2 separate regions of the Mus musculus genome follow, and region 2 is linked to region 1. Evidence: chromatin loops called from intact Hi-C (ENCODE). Cell type or tissue: left cerebral cortex. All regions are shown on one strand.

What was found. Hi-C counts contacts between places; a loop is a spot of excess contacts. Peaks named below come from ENCODE experiments on the same cell type or tissue, not always from the same donor. Only the 100,000 strongest peaks of a DNase experiment are listed, where the experiment ranks them.
Region 2: it touches region 1 in a loop (3-fold over the local background); 2 of 42 quality-filtered maps call a loop at or near these places.

What each region holds. Positions count from the first base shown.
Region 1 is chr2:27,763,564-27,766,063 of GRCm38, reverse strand. No RefSeq gene overlaps it. Among named protein-coding and RNA genes, the nearest start is that of Gm39777, 74 kb to the left of the region's middle. In left cerebral cortex, a CTCF peak has its summit at 937 (motif pointing right); DNase peaks (open chromatin) are centred at 951 and 1,632.
Region 2 is chr2:28,462,661-28,465,160 of GRCm38, reverse strand. It overlaps 1700007K13Rik (RIKEN cDNA 1700007K13 gene), which reads left to right. Exons shown (of 3, transcript NM_027040.1): 2 at 1-24. Among named protein-coding and RNA genes, the nearest start is that of 1700007K13Rik, 2.4 kb to the left of the region's middle. In left cerebral cortex, a CTCF peak has its summit at 1,036; a DNase peak (open chromatin) is centred at 1,034.

The sequences.
Region 1 (2,500 bases):
AGATAGAGGGAAGGAAGGAGAGAGGGAGGAAAGCAAAGGGGAGTGAGAGATAAAGGGAAAATAGAAGGGAGGGACAGGGGAAGAGAGGGAAATGGAGGAAAAGAAAGGGAAGAAGGGATGGAGGGAGTGAGAGAGGGAAAGGAGAGGGGGAAAGGGAAGGAAGGGGAAGAGGGGGAGAGGGAGGAAAAGAGGGAAGAAGGGAGTGAGGGAGAGAGAGGGAGAAAAAGGGAGGGAGAGATAACAAGGATATAGAGAGGGAGAGGGGAGGGGGGAAGGGGAGGGAGGGGAAGACAGGAAGAGAAAAGAGAGGGAAGAAGGGATGGATGGAGGCAGGGGGAGAGAAGGAGAGAAGCTATAGTTTCCTCACAGCTCCAAGCTTTCCTCTTACTTGACCTCCTCAGGCAGCTCTGACACTCACTGTTCACCTTTGAGGGTGCATTGGTGCCAGTAGAGTTGCCTTCTTCCAGTAAGCAAGGGATGGTGCCTTTTCCTGGGACCTGGGCCCTCAGCCCCAGTCTTCAAGGTGGGTCTCAAGGCTGGTATCTGAATCCAAACTGCCCTACCTCAGTGCCAGCATTAGAGCCTCTTTACAGCAGTGGTACCTGAAGATCTTCTCCCACGTGACCAGGACTCTTGATATCAGGGCCCTGGGCATGGGGATCCTGTCCTTAGCAGAGATGGGGAAATAGACCCAAGGTTTGCCTCTGCTGCCAATCAAGCACTGGTGATAGGAGCCTAACCTTGCGCATTCCCCAGGTCCTGGTGAATGTTCCAGATGCTACAACCCTGCCGAGCCCTGCTCTTGTCAGCATGGTGAATTGTCTGCCTTGGGACTAGGAGTATTCTAATCATGGGGGGATAGAGTATATTGCAGAGCACAAGGCCTTAGGAGGAACCAGAAGGTCCTGGAAGGAATCAGCCTTGTGCAAATATCTCCAGCAGGGGGCAGTGCTACCCTACATTTGAGAACTGCTGCTGCTGCGGTCAATCTTGGGCCACCCAGGACAGCCTCCACAGCCTCAGACTTTTCATCCATATTAGCACAGCACTCCAGGTAGCTTCTTTGCCCCCAGGGTTCTTCAAGTACTGGCAAGCTGGGCCTTCATCTTCAAGCCCTCAGAGCTTCTCCTGGCATTTCTGAGGGCCTCTGCATCAGCTGACCGTCTGCTTCACTCTCTGGAGTCAGCCAGGATGCACTCCCCTCTGAGCTGCCACCTCTCTTGACTCCCTCAATGCTCTGACCCCCTACCTGCCCGACTTTCCTGACACACATTAGCACTTGCATGGCACTGCTGTCCTCAGGCCCTGAGACAAGGCTAGCCCCATTTGCTCCAAGATGTGCCCACTATACTACCACCACTACACACACTCACGTTAGCACTATTGCTTGCTGATGGGTAGGTCTGTTCTTTCCTTCCCCTTGGCTCCTGGTACTGGGCATAAGACCAGAGAAAGAAAACGGGGGCTTGGTGATATTCCATGCAAACATCATGTGTCCCCAGACCTGAGGCCCTACCCCCACCCTGGCCTCTCAGGTTACACAGGCCTAGAGGCTGGCTCAGCCTGCCGCTGCCTGATTCTACTGCTGATAAACTTATCAAGCCCAGCATCTCTGGTCCAGAGGGACTGCCCTGAGCAGGCATTGCCATGGCAACCAGAGGCAGCAAGGAGGCCTTAGACCAGGTTGCCAAGTGATGCCGGCAAGCAGCCTGGGTCTACTCAGCTGGTGGAGCACTCTGCAGTCCTATGTCCCTGGAGGTGATCAGACCCATGTGCCACCCCAGGGAGACCCCACCCAGACTGGCCTCCCTCAGTGCCTTCTCATCCCGTTAACCGTGGGTCACTAAAACCCAGCACCAAGGGCCCTGAGAACTGTCCTTTCTACAGTTGTTGTCCCCTTGCTCTCTGCCCTAACCTGAAGCCTCTCACAGGGTCCCTTGTCCTTTCTGACTTCTGTAGAAGGGTTAGGACCAACAGAGGACCGACCTAGCTTGTAACGCACGGTGAGTCAGCACCAAGTACAGAAGCCAAGTGGCCACTCCTCAGAGATGACCCTCTTTCCAGACCAAGGAGCGGGCCAGCTTGAGCCTTGGGCACAAAAATTAAATCACAAAAGGGCTGAAGTGGGCTGGCAGAGGGCTGGACTCACGCAGAGGCATCAGGTAGACAGCTCAGCAATTCAGAGACCCTCCAGGTCCCCTACCTTTGGACTGCCAAAAGTCCACATTGAACCTGGGGCTGACACTGGCTCTAGCCAGGGGAAGGCCTGGCTCAGGACAAAGACCCTCTGAGTAAAGAAGAGAAACTGTACCTTGCAAAGTCTCACTAACTGGGGACCTGTGGAAGGAAGGCTATTTCAGGGAACCGAAGTTTTTTGTTTTGGGGTTTTGTTTTTTTCCTCTGTGCCTGAGGAAGTGGGAACAGCAGTATGAAGTCTGGGCTCAGCTTCCCGTTGCCCTCTGCAGCCAAGGGGGAAATACACAGGGTATTTCAGTGAAAC
Region 2 (2,500 bases), 700 kb before region 1:
GCCCCCACGGTGCATGAGATGCCAGTAAGTGCAAGCCAGGCCTGCCAGGACGAGGGCCATCTGGAAAAGCAGACTTATGAGGAGTCAGAGTTGGGAATCAGCGTCCCACGTTGTAAATGCATGGCACCTCAAATCGAGTTAGGACAAGGCGGGGCAGAGAGATGATAGAATGCAATTTCAAAGCAGAATAGATTGTAGACAGGAAAGTCCAAGTAAACTTGCTTCCACGTTCTCCTCCCCATCAGACAGGCACGCACACCTTTGCCCGGGCACTCGAAGGCCAATTAGTGAAGTCAAGCGTTCATACGAGTGGCAGAACTCCTCGGAAGAGCCTGTCCACGGAAAGAGTCTGTGTTCCAAAATCAGACGCAAGGTGTTTCTGTGGGAAGCAGGAACATGGGAACTGCTGCCCATACCTTCTTAAATACATTCGCCTTGTCTCTGTGTGGGGGTACGCCATGCCACACGTGGTTGGAGGTCAGAGGGCCACGTGTAAGAGCTGGTTCTCCTTTCACCAGGCTTGGTAATAAGTGCCTTTGGTCTCAAGTTAGCCAGGGCTAGTTCTGAATCAGTTCAAAGCTTTGAACTGCCTGCACCTCGAAAGTGCTGGCTTAAAAGATGTGCAGTGCCAGGGCTTTGCAGACGTTAGACGTGGTGATCTGTCCACTGAGCCACACCCCTGGTTTCTGTTCTGCCTTTGTAAAAGGCCACGGAGAAGAAGCTGCTCTTTTCAACAGTGGTGCTTTCACCCAGGTTAGCAGGTCATGGGCCACAAGCCGCGGGTATCAGAGGCAAGCTAGGGGGTAGGTATTCCGTGCTTCTTAGTCCTGTTCTCTGGGGTTGACTTGTCAGCTTTCTGACTCAGTCCACTGCACCCTGTGAGCAACTCTTAGTATTATTCTGTCAGCTACGGCACTGGTGGATATTTATTATTATGGACTGTCAGAATGCATTGACTGTGCAGAGCCAAGAGCGGGCAGGCCCCAGTGCTCAGTGCACAGCTCAGGTATTGGCCATCAGCTCCACCTGCAATACACCATGCAGACAATAGGGGGAGCTGTGTGCATTGGAATGGTATTTGGACACTTTTTTTTTTTTTTTTTTTTTTTTTTCTCAGAGACAGGAGTTCTCTGTGTAAGTAACATCCTTGGCTGTCCTTGAACTCTTTTTGTAGACCAGGCTGGCCTCAAACTCACAGAGATCCGCCTGACTCTGCCTTCCAAGTGCTGGGGTTAAAGGCATGCTCTACCACACCCGGACTTGGACACTATATTTTATGTTCAGTTTCCCAGGAGATCTCAAATTTGCCTCTTGAAAAATGCCTGAAATAATTTCTCTTTGCTTTTCCTGCCAAAGAGAGAAAACATCAGGTGATCTTGGCCCAGGGTGGTCTGAGGACAGGTAGGACACTACTACCTGGTGGAGGTTGGTCTGCACACACCACATGTCCCCCTGTCATCACTGGAGTTCCCGGACTCACAGTGGCCACACTCAGCAAGAACTGAGTGCTGCCGGGAAGTGGTGGCACATGACTTTAATCCCAGCACTTGGGAGGCAGAGGCAGGTGGATTTCTGAGTTTGAGGCCAGCCTGGTCTACAGAGTGAGTTTCAGGACAGCCAGGACTACACAGAGAAATACTGTCTCGAAAAACAAAAACAAAAACAAAACCAACCAACTAAACAAACAAAGAACTGAGTGCTTCCGGCCTCAGCAGGGCAGCCCTTCCCATACACCGGGCTGGTGGTGCATAGTGCCCTTTTTAAAGCACCTGACAGAGGATTTTGGCTCATGGGATAGAAGCTCATTGCTAAGGCTTGGAGGAGTTGACCCTAAAAGGTCTGCATGTTAAAGGCAGGGTTACTAGTGTGTGCTATTGGGGTGTGGGACTTTATAGGAGTTTTCAGGGCTCTGGAGGTGTGTCCTCGAGAGGGATCCTGGGATCCAGCCAGTCCTCTCTCTGCTTTTCTTCATGGCCCATGATGTTTGCTCTTATCACAGTTACCCAGCAACCCCAGCCAAGGGCCAAAGCATTGAGGCTGTATTCATGAACTGGAGCTTCAGAAGTGAGGCCCACATGTGTTCTCTGTCTCTGACTCTCTCTCTCTCTCTTTCTGAGAAATGGTTTTTCTATGTAGACCAGGCTGGCCTCAGTCTCACAGAGACCTGCCTCTTGAGTGCTGGGATTAAAGGTCTGCCCCACCACACCCAACTATTTCTCTTCATAAGTTATAAGTATTTTGGAAGAGTATGGCAGACACTGCTGTAGAGTATTGTGACTACACTCACAGAGAAGGTTGAAGGGTACACAGGCCTAGTGTGGCATGGCTAGCAGGAGTAGACCTCAATGTGTGTGTGTGTGTGTGTGTGTGTGTGTGTGTGTGTGTGTGTGTGTGTGTAGGTCTAACTCTGACCTAACTTCAGGTTAATGATTGCTGTCACACCTAGGCTAGGCATGGAGCTGCGGCATTCAGGTGATCCTGTAACTTCTCTTGCTGTCCA